Regions from separate parts of the Homo sapiens genome. Here regions 2, 3 and 4 are each linked to region 1. A link is a contact called in ENCODE Hi-C or POLR2A ChIA-PET data. All regions are on one chromosome and are shown on one strand. The core of a region is the stretch at or near the end of the contact, and the rest is flanking DNA. Distances in the headings are between cores, read along the strand shown.

Region 1 (6,485 bases), core at 2,437-4,936:
GTGTATAAACCTTGAAAACTCTGAGTTATGCTTTATTTCCCCCTTTCATTTCCAGCATTCCACAGCTGTCGGTCTTGCCTTCATCGTGGGTTTCTCTTCAGGCCCCTTCTCTGAACCTACGACCTGAATCCAGTCTGTGCTGTGTCCTCCTTGACTTACGGTAGTTTTCTGTTAGTTTTCCCGTGCTCAGCATCTCCATTTTAGTCCATCTCAATTAATGTTAGAGCTCTGATCATTTCCTCCCCAACTACAAATCTCAGATGACTGCCCCTGGCCCACCAGTGAAGAACTGGTTCCTCACCTGTCATCCAAGTCCTCCACAATGAGGCTCTAACTTCTCTCAAAACTGTATTCTCCTTATGCCTTATTCTGTTATCCTCATTTCTTCCTAAATTTTTTTGGTAAAATTATTATTTATTTATTAGATTTCCAACTTTTATTTTAAATTCAGGGGTACACATGCAGGGTGTGCAGGTTTGTTAGACAGGTAAACGTGTGCCATGGTGGTTTGCTGCACAGCTCATCCCATCACCTAGGTATCAAGCCCAGCATCCATTAGCTATTATTTATGATGCTCTCCCTCCTCCCACTCCCTCCGACAGGCCCCAGTGTGTGTTGTTCCCACCATGTGTCCATGCGTTCTCATCATTCTGCTCCCACTTATAAGTGAGAACATGTGGTGTTTGGTTTTCTGTTCCTGCTTTAGTTTGTTGAAGATAATGGCTTCCAGCTCCATCCATGTTCCTGCAAAGGACATGATCTTGTTCCTTTTTATGGCTGCATAGTATTCCATGGTGTATATGTACCACACTTTCTTTTTTTGTGTGTGCAGTTTTTTGAATACCTTCATTGAGGTATAGTTGACATACAATTAATTGCACACTTAAAGTGTACAATTTGCTAAGTTTTGACATATACCCATGAAAGCATCAGTATAATAAAGATAACAACCATATCTGTGTGCAGTGGCTCACGCCTGTAATCCAAGAAACTCAAGAGGCAGAGGCAGGAGCATTGTTTAAGGCCATGAGTTTGAGATCAGCCTAGGCAACATAGTGAGACCCCATTTCTACAAAAAATAAAAACCAATTAGCCAGATATGGTGGCATGTGCCTGTAGTCCCAGCTACTTGGGAGGCTGAGGCAGGAGGATTCCCTGAGCCTAGGAGTTTGCTGCAGTGAACCATGATTGCACCACTGCACACCAGACTAGGTGATAGAGTGAGATCCTGACTCAAAGAAAAAATGAAGGCCAGGCACAGTGGCTCATGCCTGCAATCCCAGCACCTTGGAAGGCCAAGGTGGGCGGACCGTGAGGCCAAGAGATCGAGACCATCCTGGCCAACACGGTGAAACCAATGTACCACATTTTCTTTATCCAATTTATCATTGATGGACATTTAGGAGCATTTCTATATATATTTTAATCCTCAAACTTTGGTTCATACTGTTTTCTCCACTGGTAACATTTTCTTCTGTTGTTTACTAAAATTTTATTTATCCTTCAAATCTTATCTTATACACATGTCCTCTGTGAAGACTTTCCTGTTGTCCCTGAACTGAAGGTGATTCCTTCCTCATTTGATCCCTGCAGATCTCTCTATTGTATTTGTTTTTCTTCTCTCAACTGTACTTATTCCTTTACTTGCTTTGTGTTCCCATTAGATCTTGAGTTCTGAGAAGGCTGAACTACCTATCTCCTGTAAAATGTGACCCAGAACCTTTTAAATAGTAAGTGCTCAAATATTTACTGAACATAGGGAAATTCTCTGAAAGGTGGTGAGGAAATAAAATGGAAGAGTCACTGAATGACTGAGTCCAGAAAAATAGCTTGATATTTTTCTGAACTGTAACATGAGAGATAAATAAACTTTATTTTGAAGACACTGTAACTCAGGGCCTGTTACAGCAGTTTAGCCTTTCAGGCATATACAATTGGAAACACGACTATGTTAAGTATGTTATGACATAAATACATCACTAATATAGACATAGGAAGGCTCATTCATTCATTGATCCCTGGGGATGATCAGTTCTGTATGATAAATAAATAAAGACCCAAGGGAGATCCCTTTAGCCTACATAAGTTTAGGGAGCTCTTCAATGGCCTGAGCTTTTGCAATAAGGAGAAACAGCAGTCTGGCAGCTGTGGCAGGAATCTGAGATCAAGTGGAGAGGCTCCTGACACGACTCTGACCAGCAAAACCATCTGACCGCTAGTGAGACTGAGCCCTGAGCTCAGCTTAGAACAAAAGGTGAAGTCACACTTCACTCAAGGATAGAGTCAACATTAAAAAGTGAAAATAAAGGTGAGTCAAAATAGAAAAGAGAGAACGGGGCAGGGGAGCCTGAAACTTTAGGGAGCTGAGTTACAGAGGCTAAAGGAAAGGTGAAGGAGTGAGTTGCAGTGTCAGTCCTGATATGCCCGAAGGGCAAGTCCTTGATGGTCAAATAGAAGAAATGCCATCCTCTGCCTTGGTCTGAATACTGAGGGGTTGCTGGGGCTGGGGTGCCTGGAGAGCAGATGTAACAAAGCCCAGGGGCAGAGAGAAACATCTAGAGTATCATTCTTAGAAAACATAACAGAATATCAATGCCTGCAGGGTCAAGGGTTCCATCACACCTTGCACGCTGCTAACCTGAACAGACTTGGGACCAAATCTGTACAGACTGACCATCATTCAACCTGGCATAAATTGACACTAAACTTGGCCACTTCCTGAATCTGATTTTGTCTGTTTTCCACCTCTCCTGTCTGATCCTTTGAATGCTTGAAATTTCCCCATCTCCCCAGGTTTCTAGAGGTGGAGTGAGGGAGCCCAATCAGCTGCCTAGTTTCCTGAGGTTGGACCCTGGCACAAACCCTTCTTATCAACCATCCTGAATTGACTTCACCAGTTGACAGCCTCATCTGCACCTGACACCAATGTATGAACATTGCTCAGAGTTCTAGAAGCTGTATTTAAACCTCTCCCCTCAGACTGAATCTCCTATCTGCCCTCCTTTCCCTAACTCTCCTTATTCACATGCCTAATCTAGACTACAGTTCTTTTGGGGGTGTTGAAATCCATTGACCTGACCTACTAACCTCCCTCACATAAAAGTTCTTGACCCTGGCCGGGCGCGGTGGCTGACGCCTGTAATCTCAGCACTTTGAAAGGCTGAGGTGGGCGGATCACCTGAGGTCGGGAGTTCGAGACCCCTGGCCAACATGGCGAAACCCCGTCTCTACTAAAAATACAAACATTGGTCAGATGTGGTGGCACGAGCCTATAGTCCCAGCTACTCGGGAAGCTGAGGCAGGAGAATCGCTTGAACCCGGGAGGCGGAGGTTGCAGTGAGCCCAGATCGGGCCATTGCACTCCAGCCTTGGCAACAAGAGCGAAACTCCGTCTCAAAACAAAACAAACAAACAAAAACAAAAAAACCCGAACAACAACATAATAGTTCTTGACCAGGCTGGCATAAAAAGGACATCTTTTAATGATGCGTAGCTGTAGGCTAGAGGGGAATGCAGAAAGGAGGCTTTGAGCATGAGTAGTTTTTGCTTTCGATTCCCTTTTCCTGCCTTGGGCGATCACGATTTCCCCTCTTGCCTCCTTTCACCAGGGACATTCATTTGGGAGTATTTTCAGTTTAAGCCACTAGGTGGTGCCTCAACCCTATCCGCAGCTCGCCAAAAGGGCTTGCCCCGGCAGCTGGGCAAGAGCGAGGATTTTTTTGGGAACTGCAGTGACCTGGAAGGAAGGTACTCTTTTCTTCCTGAAAATCGCGGACATCAACCTGAAATGCTCCTTCCATGACTGGTTGCAGAGAAGGAATCCATTTCCCGACCTTCCCTGCCTATCCCTCCAATTCTTTCCCCTACGCTTTGCTGTGGATCACTACATAGCATGGCACATAGAGGAGGTGCCTCTTTCTCTGAGTGGTCTGGGCATGCAGAACTCTCTAGTTTACCACAGGTGGGAAAGCCATGTGGTTAAGGGCACAGGCTCTGAATCTATAGGGCCAGGTTTGAATCCCGGCTCCACTTACAAATGATGTAAACATGGGCGAGTCACATAGCTTCTCTGTGCCTCAGTTTCCTCATCTGAGAAATGGGGAGAAAGACATTGGCCTGTCTCAGGATTGTTCCATTGTAATGATGTAGCTGTTATTTATTAGCACTAGATTTATTTGATCCAGTTAGACACTAGATGAAACCAAGCAAACTTTGGTCCTTGGTAGGCTCCATTTGCCATCTTCCTGGCCCTCACGATAAAATACGAGCCCACATCTTTTCTAGTCTTCTAAGAAGGATTCTTGGTATGCCTCCTCCTTCCAGGACTGAGAGAACGCTACTTCTCCTTCTGACCACAAAGCTGACACAAGATTGGTAATCTGCTCCCCTGGCCTTGAATTTTTTTCTGTGGGAGGCAGAACCCCTACACTGTAACTCCAGCGTTCCAACTCAAAGTTGGCTGCCCCGCCCCCCACATCCTGCCCACAATCAGCTTGCTCTCGGCACTCCCTTCCCTTGTAACCATTGTGCATCTAACTTGGCACTTTTGTTCTGGTTTACATTTCTGGGTACTCTGATATAAAACCTTTGAAATCAGTTTGGTATAAAATCATTTATTCAGTGATTCTTATAGCCAGGTACTGTGCCAATATGCTTTGTATCTGCTGGGCATTGTTACTGGAGTGCGTGTCTTCCCTCCCAGCAGTCTAGGGGTGGGAACCGGCTCTCCTGTCTGTCTCCACATTGCAAACAGTAGGGACTGCAAAGTCATTGGTTCACTGGCCAACTATTGGATGCACGGAGCTGTGAAGGGAGAGAACACAGTCAGCCCCCTGGATACAGTAGTCCTCTATTCTTTATTAAGTTTAAAATGAAATTCCCATCTTCTTAGGGGCTTACTCTGAAAATCACTAAGAGAATAACCTCTACTCTATTGATAACAACTCTTGGCCTCTCCGACTTCTCTGAACTGTTTGTGCTTTATGTCCTTCCAATTTGTCCTCCAGTTAGTGGCTTCTTGACTGACTGTTGGGGGTAAGTGAGGACTGGATAATGGGGAAAATAAAATCTTCCACGAGCTGAGGATTTTTGAGATGATCCCCCTCAGGTGTCAGGGTCTTGAAGCCTTGGGAGCCGTTCCCTGCCGCTAAACAGCTGTTTGATTTCCTCAGCTGGAGAACTAGCCCTTTCTTCCTGACCGGCTCACGCAGGAGCTGAACCTTTTGGTCAGGAGAGGATTTCTGTGTCTACACACAAAAGATATACATAGTCTCACTCATCCCTGACAAACAGATTTGTGCCTTGGATTCTGTGGTGAAAATATTTTGTTTTTTTTTTTCTTTTATTAAAGCTTGCCCATTTTTTGTTGAAGGCTGCTGAAGGATGTTGAGTGGTCCTTCTCCTGATATCCCTAAATGGGCACTAGGGCCATAGCTGGAAACAAGAGGTGTGAACTATCTTCCATTGTAAGGAGACCCACCAAGCCCTGGAGGTCCCTGGAAGCCACCCCCACCCAGACTGGTTAGGAGGTAACGAGTAGCTCCTTCTACCATTAGCCACTTGTATCCCTCTCGCAAGTCTACATAAGAAAACTAGGAAGGGGGTGCTATGGTTTGAATCTGTGTGTTCCCCCAAAATTCATTATGATGGAACCTAAGACCCAATGTGATAGTATCAAGAGGTGGGGCCTCTCAGAGGTGATTAGGCCACGAGGGCTCCACTCTCGGAAATGAGATTAGGGCCCTCGTGAAAGGGTTCAAGGGAACTAACTCAGCTCTTTTTGCCCTTCTGCCTTATGCCATATGAGGACACACTGCCCCTTCTGCCATGTGAAGATGGAGTAAGAAGTCCCTCACCAGACACCAAATGCTGGTGCCTTGATTTTGGACTTCCCAGCCTCCAGAACTGTAAGAAATAAATTTCTTTGTAAATTACCTAGTCTAAGTCTAAGATAGTTTGTTACAGCAGCAGGAATCAACTAGGATGGGATTGTGTGAAGAAGGAGGAATGGGGAAGAAAGCCATGAGTGTGAGGCATTTGTGTTGAGAAATTATTTCTTCTCTTCCCCCTGAGGTGAAATTTATATCCCCACCCTCTCACCCCCAGCCAGCCCAGTGAGGCGAGGCTCCAAGAAAATTACTTGTAGAAATTAGAGGTGCCTTGGAAAGGGAGGCTGACATCTTGGCCCCCAGTTGGATGACTTGCTGATCTGCTCTGGGCCCCACTAAGCAGGAGAAAGAGAACTGAGAGATGGCAGGGCAGGGTGGGGGTGTGACCAAGGCAAGTATGAACATGTCACCCATGGGCCTAGAGGTCACAGGGGAAGGTAGCTTGAGCCACTTCAGATAGCTTCTGGCTGGGTGCGGTGGCTCACACCTGTAATCCTAGCACTTTGGGAGGCCAAGGTGGGCGGATCACGAAGTCAGGAGTTCGAGACTAGCCTGACCAGCATGGTGAAACCCCGTCTCTACTAAAAACACAAAAGA
Region 2 (7,304 bases), core at 1,693-4,192, 370 kb after region 1:
AGACTACAATTAAAAATTAAGTAAAATAATACATATAACCTGCCTGGTACCAAGTAGATGCTTAATAAATTATAGTTGACACTGCTATTACTATTAATTATAATACTTTGTATTTAGAGAACAGAATGGAATTGAGTTTGGGGTGATAAGGAGGGAAAAGAAGAATGATGGTAGCTACCAAAAATATTTTAATAAATATCTATGTCCTCTGATATAGATTAGATTTGTTGTGAGATTTTTTTCTCACTAGAGGCATACAAGTTTTTACAGGCTAATTAAACTGTATCATTTGAGATAAAAAGTGCAGTCAAAGCTATTTAAATAGCATGTAGTAATTAGGAAACTAGTTTAATGGAGAAAATCTCAAAGGGAACCAATTTTTTTCCCTATTTGACAGAATGAATGTTTTAAAACCTTAATAGGTGCACCATATTGGTTCATGCCTTTGAATTGGAATGGTTTTCATTCTAATTGCATGGAAAGTTAAAATCACATTATATTAAGACCATGAAGAAGCACAGATGTTTTGCAATTTGACTTGCTGCCTGTGTCTCTGAATGGTTCAAAGAAAAGATATAGTGATATGTTATGGTGCACATTTGTTTTAATATTTGGCTAGAGGTTCTTGATAAATTATTAACTGATCAACATGATGTCGTGTGAAAAGTCTATAAAACAAAATTATGTCTCCACTGAGATAAGTGAGTGGCAAACATGTTATCATTAGCACCGTCTACACATGAACAAAGAATGACAAATTGAAGCAATTCTCCTAGTAACCTCAAGTCCAAAAATCTCTACAACCTGATATATTCACTTGATTGAGGAAGAATTGCTTGAGGCTCCAAAATGTCTAAGTAATTGCCCGTATTTTCTCCCTCACATTAGTTTAGCTGTGTCTGCAAGCACAGATGGTCTGCCCTTTGTTTTACCTTCACTGACTTGGCTGTTTAAGCTTGCCACTCAACTTGGACAAAACAAGACCCCCTGAAGGTTCCTTGGGTCTCTATGAAGAGACAGACACCCTATTAGGTGGCTCCAGTACCCGAATGCTCCTTGCTTTGCTACATATTCCTCTAATGTCCTGTTTTTGGTGTCATGCTAAGATTGTTAAAGAATATGAATTTAAATTTCTATCTGCTCCAAGGAGGTCAGAATTTCAACAGGAATCCAAATCTCGAGTGTAAAGAGGGTGAAGCTCTAACAAGTGAAATTGGGAACTGAGCATATGTCTGAGGTGAAAGAATGTGGACAATCGGAGGGAGTTCAGGCTTGGAGACACTTGGTGAAGTCATCAGAAGGCAGTCTCTAGCCAGCCCACATCTGCCCATGACGCATTTGCTATAAAGGAGCAAAGGCCGGCAAAGGCGTCTCCACTCTGTCACTGCAATGTACCTTGAATGAGGTACAGAACAAACAAGCAAAACCTGAATCCAGTCTAGACAGGAATTTTACATGCTGTCTTCTTTTTATTTATTTATTTATTTTTATTATTATGCTTTAAGTTCTAGGGTACATGTGCACAACGTGCAGGTTTGTTACATATGTATACATGTGCCATGTTGGTGTGCTGCACCCATTAACTCGTCATTTACAGCTGTCTTCTTATATAACATCTAGAGAACATTTATCTTAGTGGTACCAAAATGCTTCCATTCATTGTGTGGCCTGATTTTCTAACTGACTCTAAGCCGTTTACTCTCTTAGCCTCTGGGTTTTGTTTTGTTTTGTCTTTAATGAGGGAGGGGGAACAATTAATGAGATAATAATTATCACCATAAATGTCACTTGAGACAATAAGCTGTACTGTTTATGTGTGTCAGGCTCCTTAGAGGAGAGACACCCAAGAAGCTATTCGTTTAAGACCTTCCTCTTGGCAATTCAACAACTTCTTTTATTGGAGGCCATAAATACCCAGGTTGTATGTTTATATTCAACAGAAATCTTCTGGAGACAGTGTTTCCTAAAGCATTGCTCTTTGGCATGTTGTCGCCAGATATGTCAATAGGTATGCCTAGGAAAGGCCTCCATGGTTCAAGAGGTTTAGTGAATGCTGAAATCCATAACTTCTTAGTGATGTAAAATGCGTGTCAGCAATTAGAGGCTCTGAGAAGTCCTGCAAGAAAGAGAACTATTTGACTTTGAATAACCCAGCTGTTTCCAAACTTTTTTTTGAACACTTATTTTGTACCCTGTGGAACAGTGTCCCAGAGAACACAAGCTTATAAAATGCTGCTTAACTTAGTGGCCCCAATCGGTGGATCATAAATCTTGGTGATAAAGCATGGGGTGCGTGTGGTGGGAGAGTGGGGAGAAAGAATGCAGAACTAGAGATCCATGAAGCCATGTGTTTACCAAGCACTGTTTCTAGACTTAGTAAATAATATAGCTCATAAATACATGGGTGACTATTTTTCTAACATATGAAGATGTTATTATAATTTATTAGATATAAATCCATATAAAAGCACAACAAAAATTTTTAGTAGTTGTTTACTTCTTTTTGAGTCATCAGAAACTAAAATTATAACTATCATGTGGAAGATTTGTAAAGTGGTTTGATGTTAAATGGGTTTTTTGTGCTAAAGGAGAAAAAAAAAAGCAGAAATCATCCTCTTAACCCACAGGAGTGAATCTAATAGTTGGAAATTCAGGCATGGTGCCAGCAGATGGGGAAATTCTGAGAACACAAATTCTGGTTCTTCTCAAATCATAACATGCCGTGCCACCGGGTTACCCATGAGTAACCTGGGTGTGTAGGACCCAGTGCTGTGGATGGAGCTCTTCACATCTCCTTGAGGCCAGGGCTCTGTGGGGTGTTAGCACAGCATGCACAGCGAAACTGATGTTTCTGGATCCCAGCTGTATAAATGAGCTACAATGGCCAGATGTGACCGTCCTGACCCTGTTTGTGTGCAGCATGGACATGCAGCCTCCATGACTCCCCAGGGACCTTGCTGGCTCTGGGATTCTATGACAGCAGACTTCGGCAAGTTGCTCATCGAAAAGTCAGCAGAACTCCCATATAAAAGAAAAATTGTACTCACAGATGCCGCTGTCTCCAAAGAGAGGGCAAATGTGGGTCTATCTGATGAAAGCAAACTCAACAATGTCCTTAATCACAAGGATGATCAGCCTGGTCAGCTGAAAGGGTATGGCTAGCACGATCCAACCTCATCATTACTCTGGAATCATTACAACCCTGATGGTGAGATGATCATGGTGATTATCATAGCATGTAGTTATGCTACTAGCATATTATGTGGCTTGGATCATGTTTTCCCTAGTCCAGCTGATAGACAACATTTAATTTTGTTCTTGGTATAAAAAAAACCATCATTGGTCTGCAGCATTTGGTCTTTTGCAAGCACTCTGGATTAACTGAACTTTAAGAAACATTCACATTTAAATCATACCCCCTCACTCTGAGGTTGAGAATGCAAACTGACCAGGAACACAGCCAGATAAAGCGAGACTTGACTTCTGCTCTTCATGCTGGTGTCCACACCCTGCAGAGGTGGCTAAGCCAGCACACTAACTTCATCTGGGGAATGGAGGCCTGTCACAGGGAATCAGGAACTCTTGGACTCTCAGTTTTCTTAATGACTCAGTGATTGTTGACCTGGAGGAAATCCAGCCCAATAGAGCAACATTTTCTCTAATTCCTAATTTTATTCTTAGCTGCAAGTTTTCGACATTTTTACCTGGGACTCTGGCTCAGAATTATTTGATATCTTTCTTTGTCAGGTCATTTCGCCCCTTTATGTTTTTAAATTGCTCATTTTAGTTTAGTTTCAGGTGATTTTTCTATGCTGCATACTCCAAACCATGGTTCCACATTTTCACTTTTGAATCTTGTTTTAGGGTCCCTTGAGAAATATAACTTTAGATGTATGTGGCTAAGAGTGAAAAGATCAAGGAGTAAAAACAGAACTTTGCATGCTTTAGTGGATTTTAACTTCAAAATTCTTTCAGGAGGAGCACGGATGGCTATTCTTTCTTGGTTTTACCTAGTTTCCATTTTACTCATCTACCAAAAAAGATAATTAACATTTATAACTAAATGTCTTTGGCATGGAGCCAACTAACAATAAGATTGTCTACATAATATAAAGCACCCAGATTAGTACAATATAAACTGGAGAAGTTAAAGAAATGAAAGGAAGGAATTAGTCAATGATTCAAAATTCTTGGCTACATCTGTACAGTGCTAGGCATTTGGAAGGAAAGTGAGCATTCCGGTTAGAACTTAAGATATCTTCAAATATTTAGATTGATTGTAAACAAGTTTTTTAGTTTTAAGTGCTAGGTATTTAGTGGACAATAGTCTTTCATAAAAAAGTTATTATTCACAATCTTGGGAATTACTAATTCACATTCATGGGGCCATTTACCCAAGAGTGACATCATTTTAGATGTAGACCATATGTACATGATACCAAATACTTTCTAAAGGAATTGACCAATTCATTTGGCTTTGTCACCATGTGGGGTCTCATGAAAATGTGTGCTCAAGCAGAGAGTTCTGCTGCACTAAGTAGAAGTTTTCAGATGGAAATATGGTGTTTGACTCTCTGAGGATCTGAATAAACCAGCTAAGCTTATATTAATCCATGCCTTATTTTGTTACTTGTTTCAAAATATGCAGAAAGGGAGAAGAAATGATCTCTTTTAGGCAGTCAGTTTAAAGCATTACTAAGAGAGATGCCTGGAGTGATGAATAAGGAATTACTGGAGGGAGAGAAAATAGGATTATATATGTCCCCTTTAAAAGGTACTTAGAAACTAAGTGAAGAAGAAAGGGCTGGCCCTAGGGGCATTCAAGGATGGTTGGGGAACAGCCTAGCTGAGTACAGTGTCTCCTACACTTATGTTCCACACACTGTTCTCCTCTGGGTGTTGACGGATGTGCTAAGGAAAAAGTGCCCTGTGCTCAAGAAAGTTTGGAAACTGCTCGATTGCACAGAATGAAACAGGTTTCTTTTTTTGCAGGACTTCTCAGAGCCTTTAGTATGCTTATGTGCATTGTAAATTTTTAAGAGAAAAATGTAGTATCAAGTTTTCAAAGGTAACTTAACCATAGCACAGTCTTTTATAGACATGCTTATTGCTATCTCCTCATGTGAGGTTCGAAGAAAACCATTTTAGAAAATTATGGTGTAGTTGAAAGAGTCCTGGCTTTAAAAGCAAACACATCAGAAAGTAAATCCCAGCTCTATCACCTACGAGCTGTGTGAACTTAGGCAGATGTCTTCCTAGTGTGAGTCTCAGGTTTATTGGCATTAAAATGTAGGTTTTGCAGATTTCAGATTATAAAGTATAATATTTTTAATATCTGTCCTGTGCCAGTCAGAAAGTATAGGATAAAATTAACAATGTTTATAAAATAGACATGCTTTTTCCAATTAAATTTTTAACAGCAAGGAGGCATTATTTATTCTGTGTCTATGCTTCAGAATTCTTTCATTCTCATTGTAGGGAAATAGATAAATATAAATACATTTTTGTAATAAAAATGTTAATGGTAGGGTTAAAAGCCCCACTTTTTAACTGATAGAGTTGACAAAAGTATATTAAAAGTGTATATTTAATGGCAAAAAATGTAGGTTTTGATCTGTGCAGTACCAAATTTTCACGAGAATTAATTACTAAATAACAAATATAAACTAAAATTATAAACAATGAAATCCAAAATAAATGTTAATTTATATTCTTATTAATTCATTTAATGAATTATAGATGTAATCTTCAGATATTTATATTAACAAATTTTCAGTTTGGAAGCTTTGGTTCTTGTTTTAAGGACATTTCCGATAAAGTTGATATTTAGCTGAAAAGATGCTCTCATACTTGTCCACATTCCACAAAACAGTTCACTTTTGATGAGCCCAAAACAGTTAGCAAAGTAGTCTCAAAGGAGTACCCCCCATTTTATTAAAAAATAGTTGGAAAAATCTGCCCAATCTTACCCACAAAAATGTTGCAACCAACTCCCTGAGTGTTTGGAAGGGACACAGCTAGTTTAGGATTTATGTCTGGTCTTTAAACTCTGAAATAAGCTGAATTGTGTAAACATTTTGGCACAGTATGCAGGGAGTTAAATGCATTACTCTTGGCATTATTAACAGGTGGTGTGGGAATAAGTTGCTATGGAAAGTTCATGCTGCAATGTCAGCAGAAGAAAATGTATTTTATAGGCTTCCAGAGATGGAGGGAGGGGGCACCAAGGGGTCTATAGGGTCTAAGGCATGAAGATGGCTGAAAAATGCTTTCCAGCTGTCACAACTGCACATGGGCTTGGACAATTTCTTGTAGTGTTATGAATGTAAACGTTATTCAATTAACTGTTTCAAAAGCAGAAGGATTGTTTCTAAAAGAGAGCAATTTCTAGGCACCTGAAATGCTTGAAACCCCTATTATTTTTCATGTGGCTCAGTCTCTTGAGAGAGATCACCTCCCTTCAAACGAAGGCTTCCTAGTGCTCTAAGGATATAAAAATAGACATAGAAAGAATACATTCTTTTGAATAAGCAGAGCAGCTGTCAACTTCTAAAAAGCTGAGCTTGAATCAGGATTCAATCGATCCACACAGCACCCTCTCTGTTCTCTAGCTACCTCCTTTTCTCATGTAGTTGGTTTCCAAATAATAATGCAAGTAGGACAAGAGGGAAAGAGCCTAAACAAATTTAGGACAAATTTAGGTTGGAACTTCGGAAGAACTTCTGTTAAACACAGCATGAAAGACCAAAGAAAATGAGAGAAGCTCCTGTTCTGAAGAGTCTAAGGTAATAGGACCCAATCCAAGATAATTAAAAGATCCCTGCAAGACCATTTCTTTCTTTCTTTTTTCCTTCCTTCCTTCCTTCCTTCCTTCCTTCCTTCCTTCCTTCCTTCCTTCCTTCCTTCCTTCCTCTTTCTTTCTTTCTTTTCTTTCTTTCTTTCTTTTTCTTTTTGAATGAGCAGAAGGAAACAATGAGTTGCCAGAAAGAGAGAACCAAATACTCTATATGGAATCTAGGTAGGAATAGAATCCAACACTGTGCCTGACAATAAGCAAAGCAACAAGCAACTGTTAAGAAATAACATACACTGGGCATGAATGAGGCTGTGCGGAGAGCTAGCCAGCCCTGAAGCCAGGCTCTGGTTGGTGAGCTCGTGAGCCTTCTTGAACTCCAAATCACCTAAGGTTTACTCCAGCTAACTCTGTGAGAATTTTTGCCAAGCACATGATGAGTTTTCATAGCTCATGTTGTTTCATTGTCCTTGTATGAAAGGTGAAAGGGAAACTTTTTATTAAGCTGACC
Region 3 (7,140 bases), core at 2,476-4,975, 310 kb after region 1:
ACACAGAAAAGTCAAACAACTTACTCAGGATCACACAGCTGAGTCCGTGGCAGAGAAGCAACCACACTAGGCTCTAACTCCAAAGCCACGCTCATAACCACTATCTGACAGTGTCTCCTTGTACATAAGTCCCAGGTACCTCTCTGATGATTTCATTAGGATACAGATTTTTTTTTTCTGCCTGTGTGTGAATTTTAAAATTTAACAACAAAAGTCATACAGGTTCACGTAAACAATTCAAGCCATGCAGGAATGTAAAAGAAAAGTGAGACTTTTTCCTTCCTTTCCTTCTATAATTTCTTGAGGTATATTTTCTTTCTATGCATTTTCTTTGCTTAAATAGTACATAGGAAAATGAGAATCCTGTGTTCTTTACTACTTAATCTCTAGTGCCTGGCACAGAGCTAGCTAGGCCTTAATAAACATTTGTTTAAAAAATAAGTGAAACATTGAATGGTTTTTATTTTTAGTAAAAATGTAGTCTTAACAATACTAGTTTCTCTGAAATTATTTTCACTGAATATATATCAAGCAATGCTCCAGGGCAAAAGATATAGCACTAATTCTTTTTAAATAACTGTATAATAGTCCATAATATGAATGTACCATAATTTGTTAAGTTGTATCCCATAAATAGAAATACATGTTTATAAGTTTGGGGAGTTTCTAAGTTTCTAATAATGTTGCATTAAACATCCACATGTACCTTTATGTGCTGATGTTTTTTAATTCTTTAAGGTAGTCCGGAGAATTGGGATTATTTGTCCAAAGGGGATGTACATTTTTAATTTTAATATATTATACCAAGTGATTTTCCTGAAATGCTGGGCCAGTTCATATTCAGAGAAGCAGTGTGTTAAAATGCCCATATCCCCACACCCTTAACCACCTTATCAACCTTTTACATTTCTCCCAATCCAGTGCTTAAAAAAAAATCTTGGTGTTTTGATTTGCATTTTCTTTATTCCTAGTGAGGTTGAGTGCCTTTTAAAATTTCTTTCTGTTTTCCCCTGTGAATTGCAGGAAACTTGCTCTAAAGAAAAATTGCTGGATTAAGGGATGTGAATATTTTAGCAGTGCTTGACACTTAGCCAAATTGCCTTCCAGAAGTGATGAAACAACTTACCCTCCCACAGGCAGCTCATGAAACCTCCTGTCTCACCAAACTAGGTATTGGAATTCTAAAAAGAAAATAAAGCTGTTTGCCAATTTGAGAGTCTCTGTTGATTTACTTGGGCATTTCTCACCTTCCTGTCAGAGGGCCAGGTGGGAGCTCCTGGTTAGGAGGAAGGAGGGGCCTTAGGCACCAGGCCTAGGGAGGGCAGCCAGGAGCTATAGTGGGAGGAGGCACAAGGCATTTCCAAGACCACAGCTGAGCAGGAGAATGAGCACTCCTCTGTATCCAAAAGAATTGAGAGAGCTGGCCCAGGGGTGGGGGTGAGTTTATATGGGAGTCGACTGCCAGGACACGGCCAGGGTGCTGGGGGGCCGTGGGGAGGGAGGGGTGAATGTTGCGCTACAGCATGAGCTCAGTTTCTCCTGTCACATTCCAGAAGAGCTGGCCACAAATGGGCACAACCAAATTGAACAGAACTTAAGTGAAATGAACAACTGCTGCTCAACAATGGCCATAAGCAGAGCTTCAGCCTAGTGAATGGATTCTTGCACTGTGAACTATATAATCAAGTAGTGTATATGTAGAGGCTGTTCACACAAATCCTAAAGCAGAGTAAGGCATGAGCTGCTTGAGAGGCAGATTGAGCTATGGTGAGCTGAAATAGAAAGAGGCTGCCTACAAGTATTAGAAATAGGAAATTCTTTCTGGACAGGGGTCAGGAGGTTAGAGGTCCTCAGTCCTAAAGAAGGAGGTGTCCTATTACCCCTGGCCCTCCCGACACCCCAGAACTTCAGGCAGCCAGTTGGAAGCCCTCACCAATCCACATGTAGCCCTCACAGATCCATTGGTGGCTCTCACACCAGTCCAAGATCTATAGGCTGATCAGAGTGAAACAGGTGATTTAGACCATACCTCCACACTAAAGTTCAGAGGCTCAGTTCAAATTGTCTTTGGGTGCCGCCAGCTAGGTCAAGCTGGGATTCAATGTAGCTGTTTAAGAAAAATCTAGTTGGTGACCTCTCTGCAGTTTAGATAAGCCTGGGTCTTTGTGGCTTTTGCTGAAGAAAGGGGAAGGGATTTTATGCAAGAGAGGAAGAGTGAAGGAGAAAAAGCAGTAAGAAATGGGTGGTTTGGTTGTGACGTGATCCCTGCGCCCTTAGACCTCAGGGTCCGGAGGGATTGGTTTTGAGGCCCATAGGAGAGAGGCCAGAAGGATTTGCTCATCCTGAAAGTCTGTGTCTGGACTAAGGCGGGGTGGTCTCAGGCTGAGGTGAGCCCTCCAGACTTGAGAAGCCAGTTCTCCTCCCTGGCCCCTAGACTCTCAGGGTCATTAACCTGAGGGCAGCTTTGCTGCTCTGACAGCCCAGGGCAGTGAGAGCAAAGGAGGCAGTCTTCAAGAGATTTGCCTCCTCATGAAGGCCACCAGTGAAAGCATCTGGATGGTACCAGTGAGAACTGGGGAATAATTGGGGAAGACTAGGGGAGGGCAGACGTGGAAGTCCTTCATGGGGCAATGTGGACTGAAAGTCACCAGGATCTGGGTATTAGTGTCAATAAAAATTCATTTGTACTATACTTTCCTGGTACCTGGGGACAGTTTAGTTGCAGAAAGAATAGTATATGAGATCCCAGCTGGTGTGTCATAAAGCTAACCAGTGCTCATTTGGAGAAAATGAACTTAAAACTCCTTAAATAAAGGTGCCCAGTCACCTTAGATGAAGCCCTCCAGCAAAGCTGAAAGAGCATCTTAGAATCCCATAGCCTATTCTGATGTGTTGTTCACTAGGTTCCATGGAATTCCCACTATTAGAATGTGGATTTTTTGATAACAACTTCTAGGGAGGCCAGAGTTGCTTTAATTAATTTAAGTTCCCATTACATAGTATTATCTATATATTAGCCCTGAACATGGGAGATGTTTAACACTTATTAATTTGGTTTGATATGTCAATCCAGTGCATATAGTTTATTTTTCAAAATTATATTAAACCCTGAAGTTTGCATTAGCTATGGTCCCATTATAATATATTAAACCGTGAAGTTTGCATTAGCTGGTCCCATGAGGAGCAGTGACATCCTCTCTCTCTTAACACTTTGATACCTCTCCAACTATTCACACCATCAAGAGAACCTCTTGCCTGTTTACCTATGATGAGGCCCCATGATTCACCTATAAAGGCTTTGAGTAGGGAGGAGGGGTAAAGGGCATGAAACTCCTTTAAATTCCAGAAAACTACAAGAAACAGAAGCCCTTTGCTTCTCTAGGGGCTCTACTCCAAATTTCTCATTTGGCAAATGCCGTATTTCTGTGACTGACTTCCCATTTGCAAAGACAAACTGGTTTCAGGACAAAATTAACATAGGCTGTTTATTCATAAACTTGCAGCAAGGGAATCCATCTGCTATCACTTTCATTTCAGCAGGGCTTTGAGGGTGTAGAGAAGAGGAAGTTTTAGACAGTAAGGAGAAATGCTGGGACAAGAATCTGATTGTCCGGCTTTCTGCTAAGGTGGGATGGAGAAGCAGGGGAGACTCATTGATCTTGGGGTATTTTTAGCAATTCTTGGTCTGCTGCAAAGGAGCAAGCAAGCAGTTAGGGGACATTTCAAACAAGGAAACATTGTTCAGTGTCAGGAGCAGAGGGTTTTCTGTGGCTGGCCACTTTGCAGAACAAGTAGGGATTGATCAGGTGCTTTTCTCATGGGTTTTATGTGAAGCTGACCAACACGGCAGGAAGTTTCTCACGTCCAAAGCCAGTAATGGTAGAGTACTTTTAAAAAAATCTTTTGCTGGAAGATAATTAACTACTATCTTGCTTCTAGACTAGAGTTAATACTTGGGAAATGTATCAATTAAAAGGAGCTTATACTTGCTTCCACCCACTTGATTACATAAAGCCCAGTGTTTATCAGAATGTCCTCCCTATCTTTTGGGCTCCCTGGAGCAGGTGAACATGTCCCCTTCAGTCCACCCAGTTGTCATCAACTGCTCAGGCCCTGGAATGCTGCCCTCTGCTTCCCACGGACATCTATGCACGCCCCTCCTGCCTCTGGAGACCAGCTTCTCTCTGGCCTCAGTTACCTTCACCTGTTCCCCTTGATCCTTCCCTTAGGCTCATTTACCCACAAGGATGGTGGAGAGTAGGCTGCAATTCTTTGAAAACCTTCACTGAAAGTCAGGGATGGCAGAAGGAAAGCACAAAACAGACTTACTGTTGTGTGATGTTCAGAGCTGCTGGGCCCAGCAGGTCCTGAGCAAGCTCTTCCTGACTTTCTCTCAGCTGGCCACCATCTTGAAGGAATCGTCTTTCTTCTCTCCAGGGAAAATACCCAACAGTGTGTCTCCTAAAGAAAGGCTTAAGACCAACCTCCACCTCCACAGAGGAAGACGTACTCCCTGCAATCCTTGCCCACCTCCACAGTCTTGATTTCCTGTCCCAGGATTGACCTAGCCTTCACCAAGGGTAGATGTCAGCTGTGATTTCCATTTCCCTCAGAGAAGCTCCACCTCCACTCTCAGGGGTGTGGTCTTATCCTCTGGCTTCCATCAAGACAACTAAATTACCCAAGAACACAGCAGGTTAGCTTAGAACATTCCAGGCTAATCAGTCTTAAGAAAGACAAAGGGTTTGTTCTCAGCCAAGATACCATGGTATAGGAACTGTAATGAGCAAGGATTTATACACATAATTTTGATCCTGCTAACAGCATGGCAAGGTGAAGATAGTAAAACTCATTTTACACATGAGGAAACTGAAGTTCAGAAAGCTTAAAGAACAAGCCCAGGATCACTCAGCTGGAAAGAAGTGGAATCAGAATTTGAACTCAACTCAGCTTGAGATGTGACTTAAAATAGCCATTGTCTCTCCCTACTGTTACCTACCAGATACTCTACTGTCCGATTCCTTTGACTGTCCATTCTACATTGATACTTCTTTCCTTTCAGCTCTGTCTCCCTTTACCTAGCTGGAGTTTTCTTTGTCATAATCCTTCTCTTCTCTCCTCTCCTCTCCACCTCCTCCCTCTTTATCATCTTTCCTTCTCCTCTCCCTTGTCCTCCTTCATCTCCTAAATTTAGAACAAAGGTGGTATTTTCCTATCCATTTAGCAGTCTTACTTGTGAGAAGTGACTGGCAGTTTGATTAACGGGTAAGTGACTTGACTTTTCCTGGGAGCATTTTTGCTTTCCAAGGAGACCATTGTGGTTGTCACTGATCCCAGATCTCTGGCACAGTGTAATTTCTTCTAAAAATGTCAGAGTGCAAGGGCTATGTCCATATAAATACTAAAACTGAGCAGAAGTTACAGGTCCTTGGAGAAGAAAAGTTGTCTAATTGTGTGGCTGGTTTCCAAAATTCCCCTTGGTAATCCTTCCTTATGACTGTTTCTCTTTTACAAAAATACTTTCCAGAAGAGTTTGGAATTTGCCTTAAGAGGTGTCGGAGCACCTATCCCAAAACACACTCCAATAGCAAAGTTATCTGAAGCAAATTATTACTGGAGGCAGTGAGTGCAGGGCCTATATTCAAATGCTAAGTATGTGCTAACTTTGGTGGTCCTTTAAAGCCTCGCAGGAGAATATTAACTTTCCACATCTTTCAAAGTTACATTTTGTTTTTTGTTGTTGTTTTCAAATCAACTTGAAGACTAATTGTACAAGTAAAATAAAACAAAGAGCTGAAAAAAAAGTCTGGATAATTGGGTTAAAAACCCTACTACTGAAAGAAAAAAGGACAGGCACAGCCTCCACCAGACTGGCTTTTACTGCAGATCAAATTCCAGAAAGATAACTTATTTTTTCCCTATTCTGTTACATCTGGCACATTACTTAACCCTTCTATGTCCTTCCTGTGCCCAAAACGATACCAGTTACAATTCAGAGAGACAAGAATGCTTGGCAAATATCCTGAAAGGAAGGGCTCCTCCTCCTAGGACTTGCAAGTCTGGCCCCGTTCTGGCACTCTGGGAAGAGGTGGAGGAGAGAGGGTTTCTGTCTTGATTTCTAGAGTATTTGCCACTGATTTGGACCCATTGTTGACTGTTTACTTTTGGCTTCTTTTGCTTGAAGTTGAGACCTGGACATTCTGAAATGAAGAAACAAAGAAGGATGTATGCAGAAAGTAAGGAGTTAGATGGTGTGTAGGAATTATTATCATTGATTCTCTGAGCATAAGCCCTGTACCAGTGGGTAACTTGTGGTTTTATACTCAAGTATTTGTATATTCCTTGGCCATGGAAAAATTGTTATCAATTTGCCCCAGATACATGCTAGTCTTACATCTAGATTGATCTTCACATTTGCAGAGACAAGTCTTGATTGTGACAGTATAGGCCTTAAGAGAAAAAAAAATGCCAAGATTGTAAGAAATTCTCACTATAAAGGCAAATAGAATCAATCTTTTTTTCAACTGTATTGAGGTATAATTGAAAAACAAAAATTGTATATATTCAAGGTAAACAACATAATGTTTTGATATATGTATACACTGTGAAATGATTTCCACACTCAAGCTAATTAGCATACACATAACCTTACATAGTTACCTTTTGTGTGTGTGGTGCAAATACTTAAGATCTACTCTCTTAGTATACAATAGATTATTATTGGCTATAGGCACCTTGCTGAACATTAGGTGTCTAGAACTTACTTATTTTATTTTATTTTACTTTGTTTTGAGACAGAGTCTAGTGCTGTCACCCAGGCTGGAGTGCAGTAGCACGATCTTGGCTCATTGCAACCTCCACCTCCCAGGTTCAACTGATCCTCATGCCTCAGCCTCCCAAGTAGCTGGGACTTCAGGTGTGTGCCACTACATCCAGCTAATTTTTTGTATTTATTTTTTAGTAGAGACGGGATTTTACCATGTTGGGCAAGATGGTCTTGAACTCCTGGCCTCAAGAGATCCACCCACCTTGACCTCCCAAAGTGCTGGGATTACAGGGCATGAGCCACCACACCCAGCTGAACTTACTCATTTTATAACTGGAAGTTTGTACCCTTTGAACAACATCTGCCCATTTCCC
Region 4 (6,598 bases), core at 842-3,341, 430 kb after region 1:
GCGGCCACCGGCCAGTACTGTCCCTCCGAACTGCCACGTCTTGGTGCGCTTCTCCAAGCCAACTGACAATCACAAACTCCAACCTGGCCTTCCAAGTCCTTAGTGGGTATTTTTATCAAAGTAAGAGGGTAGAACATTTTTTACTTGTTTGTGATCCTGATTTATAAATTAAAAATTAAAACGTGCCTTGTAACTAGACTTCCACTTACGCTCTTGCCCTGGGCACCCTTAATGTGAGGAGTTAGCAGTAACGATAGTCAGTGTATAAAACTGAGAAAGAAAAAGATAAAACTGGCTGGGCGTGGTGGCTCAGGCTTATAATCCCAGCATTTTGGGAGGCCAAGGCGGGCGGATCATGAGGTCAAGAGATCGCACCATTGCACTCCAGCCTGGTGACAGAGCGAGACTCCGTCTCAAAAAAAAAAAAAAAAAAAGAAAGAAAAAGATAAAACCTAGAAGACTAATAGATTAAAAGGCTTCCCTCTCCAAATTCACAGTAAATGTGAACTCTGAGATGAGAAAGCTTCAGACCCTAAGAGCACATGACACAAAATAGATGCTGATTAAACACTTGTGGAATGAATTAATGACGAACAAGCACGTATTGCATGTTCAGCTCAATAACAGCACTGTCTATATGATGTAATTCGGGGTATACAGAGAAGCTGAGCATGACCAGGACCACCTGCCACCCCACTGGACCTCACAGAGTCCTACGAGGTCCTCAGGTGACCTTGGCATTTCCTCTCCTGGCCACTCCAGTGCCTCTGGATCCCTCCATGCTGTTCATGGGATCACCATTTTTTTTGAGTTCTCATCCTTTTGGTTTTCAGACAGATTTCCACCCTTCTTGACGTCTCAGCAATATCTTTGACCTCTCCCCTCGTTTTATCCACCCTCAGCCAATCAGAGGCAACACCAGAACTCCCAATCTCTGCCCAACCCCCACTCCCAAATTCCTGCAGCAATCACCCTGTACTACTTCCCCTTGTAGGGGTGCCACTGAATCTTTCTTCTCTGTTATATGTAACAACGATGTCTTACTTAATTTTGCTTCCCCACAGCACCTGGCACAGGGCTTCTCACCCAGTTGGCACTGAGGAACATTTGTGGAATATTCATTGAATGAATTTTGGATGCAGTAGAACCATTTTAAAACAGTTTTATGTTCCTAAATTCCTACATGAATATTTTGCATTAAGAGCATAGGTTCTGGCGTCAGGCTGCCTGGATTCTAATCCTTGCTCTGCCACCTCCTACTTGTGTGATCTTATGCAAATCAACCTTGGTTTCCTCCTCTGTAAGATGGAAATGATGACAGCAACTACCTCATAGAGTTGCTGTAAATATTCATGGAGTTAACACATGTAAAGCTAAAAAGTGCTTAGAACAGTACTTGGCACACAAGCCTTTGATACGTGTTAGCTTTTGTTGTCGTTGCTGTTGTTGTTGTTCTTGAAACACAGTCTCTGACACCCAGGCTAGAGTGCAGTGGCACGATCTCGGTTCGCTGCGACCTTCACCTCCGGGTTCAAGCGTTTCTCCTGTCTCAGCCTCCCAAGTAGCTGGGACCACCGGCGTGCACCACCACGCCCAGCTGATTTTTTGTATTTTTAATAGAACAGGGTTTCACCATGTTGGCCAGGCTGGTCTCGAACTCCTGACTTCAAGTGATCCGCCCACCTCAGTCTCCCAAAGTGCTGGGATTACAGGCGTGAGCCACTGCACCCAGCCACTTGTTAGTTTTTATTTAATCTTCTCAACAAGCTTACTTGGTAGATACTATTGTTTCCATTTTCTAGATGAAGAAACTTAAGGTGCTTGGAAGACTAAAGTAATGTGTCCAGCCTCACAGAGCCAGTGCTCCACAACTGAAATTCCCACCAGGATCAACCCACTCAGGCCCAGGGCTACGGACTCCTCACTACATCATTGCACTGCACAAGGCAGTCACTAATGAATGCCCTGTGACTCAACATGACAGAAACAGTGGAGCAGACACCAGATAGGTGCAAACCCGTCAGCCAGAACTGCCCTGTGGTTTTACTCTCTGAGAATGGGGAAGCACAATGAGGGTAATTCCTCAAATCACACAGCCCTTTTGAGTCAGGCCTGGGAATCAATGTGGACTGAGTATTTGCTTCCCATGAGACTTCAGACCTGCCCCACCACCTCTCCGGCACCAGGAACACACTGTGCCTGGTGAGAGGGGATGTGGTTCATAACTGCCCCACTTAGGCCATATAAAGGGCCACATGGAAGCCACAGGGGAAAAATAAAATGAGGTTCTGCAATGCATCCCAAGGTAGCTTAATATTTAATAGTTTTAGAAGCAGAAGACTGGCTAAAACTCCATAGGCACCCAATAAACACCTGGGAGCTTGTCTCCTTAATAGAACTCTCCTGAACCTGACAACTGGCCAAATCATTGCCTTTAAGAGCCATCTCTGTCCCCCACCCCCACTATATTGGCCTCTGGGTTCAAGCGATTCTCCTGTCTCAGCCTCCCGAGTAGCTGGGACCACCTGCGTGCACCACCATGCCCAGCTAACTTTTTGTATTTTTAGTAGAGACAGGGTAGTAAGTAAGCCCTTAATCAAAAGGCCTTTGAAAGCAGAAGAAGCAATTTTCATTCCAGTATGAGATTTTAAGTTCTCCAACTCTTAAGGATTTGAAATGCGAAATTTCTTTATGTTAAGAAATTGTTTTTAAGAACATGTGCCTGGCATATCCCATGTCAGGGGAACATACCAGAGGAACTATAGAAATAATTCCTGATGCCAGTAAAAGCAAAAACAAATAAGCAACAGAACAGATGCTAGAGTGTGCTCAAGTTATTCAGTAGCTTGATGAGGTACTTTTTTCTCATATTGGGTTTTTTTGATTGCTGTTTTGCTTTGTTTTGTTTTGTTTTAAGGTAGTGTCTCGATACATTGCCCAGGTTGGTCTTGAACTCGTGGACCCAAGCGATCTTCCTACTTCAGCCTTCTGAATAGCTGAGACTACGAGTGCACACCACTCACCTGGCTCAGATTAGTTTTTAATCTTCTTGTCTTTTCTTTTCTTTCTGAAACTGGGTCTTGCTCTGTCACCCAGGTGCAGCGGCATGATCTTGGCTCACTGCAATCTCTGCATCCTGGGATCCAGTGATCCTCCCACCTCAGCCTCCAAGGTGTGCGCCACCACGCCCAGCTAATTTTTGTACTTTTTTGTAGAGACAGGGTCTTAACATGTTGCTCATGGCTGGTCTCGAATTTCTGGGCTCAAGGGATCCTCACACCTCAGCCTTCCAAAGTGCTGGGATTACAGGAGTGAGCCACCACGCCCGGCATGTCAGACACTTTAAGGTCATTATTTTTACTGTAATCCCTAATTAATAATTTCCTATTTTTTAAAGGCTTTCATTAATCATTGAATTATTTCATGTTTCAGATAGGTGTAAACCTATTATTTCATGTTTGGATACTTTGGTAAAACAAATTTAAGCAATTTCTTTAAATTCAGGTCTTTGGAATAGATTGTTTTTGAAGTACAGTAACCAAAAGCTAATTTAAGTTAATCTAAATTTAAAAATCAGTATTAACCAAGAAATTTAGTTCCAATTTTCCAAAGTTGGAAAAATCTACAAAAGAAAATAACCACAAAAGCTTTTTTCTCAGGGTTCAATGCTTAGGTAAATTATGCAAAATAACAACGCATGCTAATGTAAGAAATATGCTTTTAAAAATGTTTTTCAAACTACAGGTCATAATCCACTGGTAGATCATAAAACCAATTCAGTAAGTCACAAATAGCATCCCTTTTGAAAAATGAAAGACAATTTTAAAAAGATAATTATCAGAATACTTTGTAGCTGGTAGTTATATTTTTGCAAAATTTTTGTCTCAACTCTTTATGTGAATACACACACACACGTATATTTATTGGTAATGGGTTGTGATAGAAAAAAATTTTTTTTAATGTGGGTTTCTCTAAAATATGTTTGAAAGCCTTGTTCTAGAGATGTCCTTCAGTTAACACATCCTCTGCCCATGGACCATGTACATGTACAGTTTAGCACATTCAGTCAACAAAAGTTTTTTGAATGCCTATGTGAGAATTAGCATTCTTGCTCATGACCCAGCGCCCCAAACTATCTAAGATTCATTTATGTTAACCATACTCCAGTGCATTTTAGCATGGATTAAAATGAAAAAGTATTTAGGCCAATCCAAAGGTAAGCAAAAAATTAAATTAACTAAAAAGCCCCATTGTTCAAACACACTGATGGTTGTTTATAATAACCCTTTGGAAACTTGAAACTGAAAACTACTTCCTTAGCATTTTTTTCCTCCATCCTGTACACACACTGATAAGTTATTGTGGGCAAGAAATGTTTGGGAGGATATGAGTTAGCACAGAATTTTTCATTCAAGAGAAAAAAAGTGTTATATTTATTTTGAGAAGAAATGTCATGCAAAAATTACACAGATTCATAACTTTTAAGCTGTGTGTGCTTTCTAAAGTTTGACATTGTCTCTTTCAGCACAATTTCTCAATCTATTTCAATGCTATGAACTTTTATCATTATTTAAAAATTACTTTTTGAATAAAATTCCATCTCAGTTACATAGATTCACAATTATAAACTTAAAAAGATTATTTAGTTTGTAGCTTAGAGCATACCAGAATTTACTCATATTATATAATAAGATTCTGCATTTGTAGAGAAAGACTTTGCTGAAAACATTAGTGTAAATGCTAATGGTTGTTAAGATGGTTGTTAAAATTTTTAAATCACTTTCATTTTGGGTATTTTAAGTAATTTTGGGGTGCCTTAAGTGCTTCAGTGAAATATCTCTCAGAGTAAGCCTTCAAAAAATGTTGATTAAATGACATATTTGGAGAGATAATAAATGAGGCAATCAAGCAGAAGCAATAAAAACAGGTGAAATCTATTGAATACTTGCTATGTGCCAGGAACTAAGCTTGGCATTTCCATGTGCTCTCTCATTTTATCCTCACAAAAATGTAGAAGTGGATACTAGCATTACGGCCATTACACAGATGAAACCACTGAGACTTAAATAACTTTTTCAATGTTCCACAACTGGCAAGCGGAAGAATAGGATCTAGGATTTGAGATGGAAAAAAAATTCAATATTGGATCCAAATTCTAACAATCTTAAGTGAATTCCTTTGAGCTGCTTTATTTTTATGAAAGAGCCTTCCGGCCGGGCACAGTAACTTAGGCCTGTTACCCCAGCACTTTGGGAGGGTAGGGCGGGCAGATCGCTTGAGCTCAAGAGTTCAAGACCAGCCTGGGCAACATGGAGAAACCCCACCTCTACCAAAAAAGATTTTAACAATTAGCCAGCTGTGGTGGTGCACCTGTAGTCCCAGCTACTTGGGAGCCTGAGGTGGGAGGATCACTAGAGCCCAGGGGATAGAGGCTGCAGTGAGCCAAGATAGCACCACTGTACTCCAGCCTGGGCAACAGAGAGACACCCTGTCTCAAAAAAAAAAAAAAAGAAAAGAAAAAGAAAAAAGAGCCTTCCCACTTCAGCCCCAAGACCAGAATGATTTGCCCACTTTTTGGAGTCTTTGGGAAATGGAATACATATTTGAGAGACAGACTTATGTCTAATCTGCAGGAACAATCTTTCATGGTAGAGGTGGGAGGAAATGGGGCTGTGCAGTTGTGTCTTGCGGGGGCCTTTCAAGCTGAGACATTGATCTGCTCAAAGCAATTTCTCTCCTTCATGCTCAATGGGACCTGACACTTTGGTGTCCTGGATCTGTTACTCATATTTCTGTTCTACTGGAAACCTGCAGACTCTCAGCTCTTCCCACGGAGGCAGGGCCAGGTTGTTCACCACAAAGCACTGGTTGCTGGTTGAATCAAGAGTAGGTGGACCGGAAACCAGTGGGTGGCTTTATTCAAAGGGTCTCACCCAACAATGGCAGTAGAATGAGCTAAGCTAGCCAAGCTAAGTTCCTCTGGAATTTGGCTCAGGAAATACGGAGAAGCGAATGGAAAAGAATGTGGAGAGAAGCTGAGACAGTAAGAGAGAAACTATATGGGGCCAAAAGAGAGAGTCAAGAAGGCAGAAGGCCCCTAGAGCTGGCTTTCCGTTCCAGCTCCAATCCATACATGGCTATTCATACTTCATTTTTTAAAAAAAGTTTTTAAACACCTCTTTTTTTCTTAAGGAATCCACTGTTTCTTCTCCTAACTGATCTATTGAAATTCTCACTGTGACTATGAAACACGGAATTAAAACCATAGACACTACTCCATGAGCATCTATTAACAATGATCTCATAGTAACTCTATCACCCAGACCTTGTCAAAGAGTGAGAGAGGCCTGTGCTTTTTCCAAATGGTTCCTGGCATATGTAAAAATGTCAAAACACCTGTGTGCAACTTGTAAAAAAGTTAAAGCTTTAGTTTAGCTTTTTAAAGAAAAGGTGGACCTTTTCTTCCTCAGTCTTATCAGTGGATCTCTGTGACCATGCAAAACTCAACCAGAGATTGTATCAAAACTCAGTACTTGCGGCTCTGAGTGAACATGAAGCCAAATAACGCTTTGGGCTCCCCCTCTGCTGTCCTTGATAT

The links. A loop is a pair of places that touch in the nucleus more often than their neighbours do. ChIA-PET counts read pairs that join two places held with the same protein, here RNA polymerase II (POLR2A). Pooled maps may share reads with other maps.
Region 2: a loop to region 1 is called in a map of GM12878, with 4 times the contacts of the local background. The contact joins two enhancer-like sites. A Hi-C loop is called at or near these places in 2 of 168 maps with a recorded cell type or tissue (GM12878 and IMR-90), 9 of 37 single-sample maps with no recorded cell type and 7 of 50 pooled maps.
Region 3: a map of prostate gland shows a loop between it and region 1 (2.8-fold over the local background). The contact joins two enhancer-like sites. A Hi-C loop is called at or near these places in 2 of 168 maps with a recorded cell type or tissue (IMR-90 and prostate gland), 5 of 37 single-sample maps with no recorded cell type and 13 of 50 pooled maps. POLR2A ChIA-PET finds 5 or more read pairs at or near these places in 2 of 52 experiments (Panc1 and activated T-cell).
Region 4: a loop to region 1 is called in a map with no recorded cell type, with 8 times the contacts of the local background. The contact joins two enhancer-like sites. A Hi-C loop is called at or near these places in 3 of 37 single-sample maps with no recorded cell type and 3 of 50 pooled maps. POLR2A ChIA-PET finds 5 or more read pairs at or near these places in 2 of 52 experiments (IMR-90 and MCF 10A).

The regions. Positions count from the first base shown.
Region 1 is chr11:111,227,737-111,234,221 of GRCh38, reverse strand. No RefSeq gene overlaps it. Among named protein-coding and RNA genes, the nearest start is that of POU2AF2, 15 kb to the left of the region's middle. Within about 2 kb of position 3,686, at least 7 of the 41 ENCODE cell types and tissues checked have a DNase peak (open chromatin) inside an H3K27ac peak, as active enhancers do.
Region 2 is chr11:110,854,234-110,861,537 of GRCh38, reverse strand. No RefSeq gene overlaps it. Among named protein-coding and RNA genes, the nearest start is that of ARHGAP20, 150 kb to the right of the region's middle. Within about 2 kb of position 2,942, at least 5 of the 41 ENCODE cell types and tissues checked have a DNase peak (open chromatin) inside an H3K27ac peak, as active enhancers do.
Region 3 is chr11:110,916,081-110,923,220 of GRCh38, reverse strand. It overlaps LOC105369488 (a long non-coding RNA gene), which reads left to right. Exons shown (of 2, transcript XR_948008.3): 2 at 1,024-1,214. Among named protein-coding and RNA genes, the nearest start is that of LINC02550, 180 kb to the left of the region's middle. Within about 2 kb of position 3,725, at least 2 of the 41 ENCODE cell types and tissues checked have a DNase peak (open chromatin) inside an H3K27ac peak, as active enhancers do.
Region 4 is chr11:110,793,069-110,799,666 of GRCh38, reverse strand. No RefSeq gene overlaps it. Among named protein-coding and RNA genes, the nearest start is that of ARHGAP20, 84 kb to the right of the region's middle. Within about 2 kb of position 2,091, at least 2 of the 41 ENCODE cell types and tissues checked have a DNase peak (open chromatin) inside an H3K27ac peak, as active enhancers do.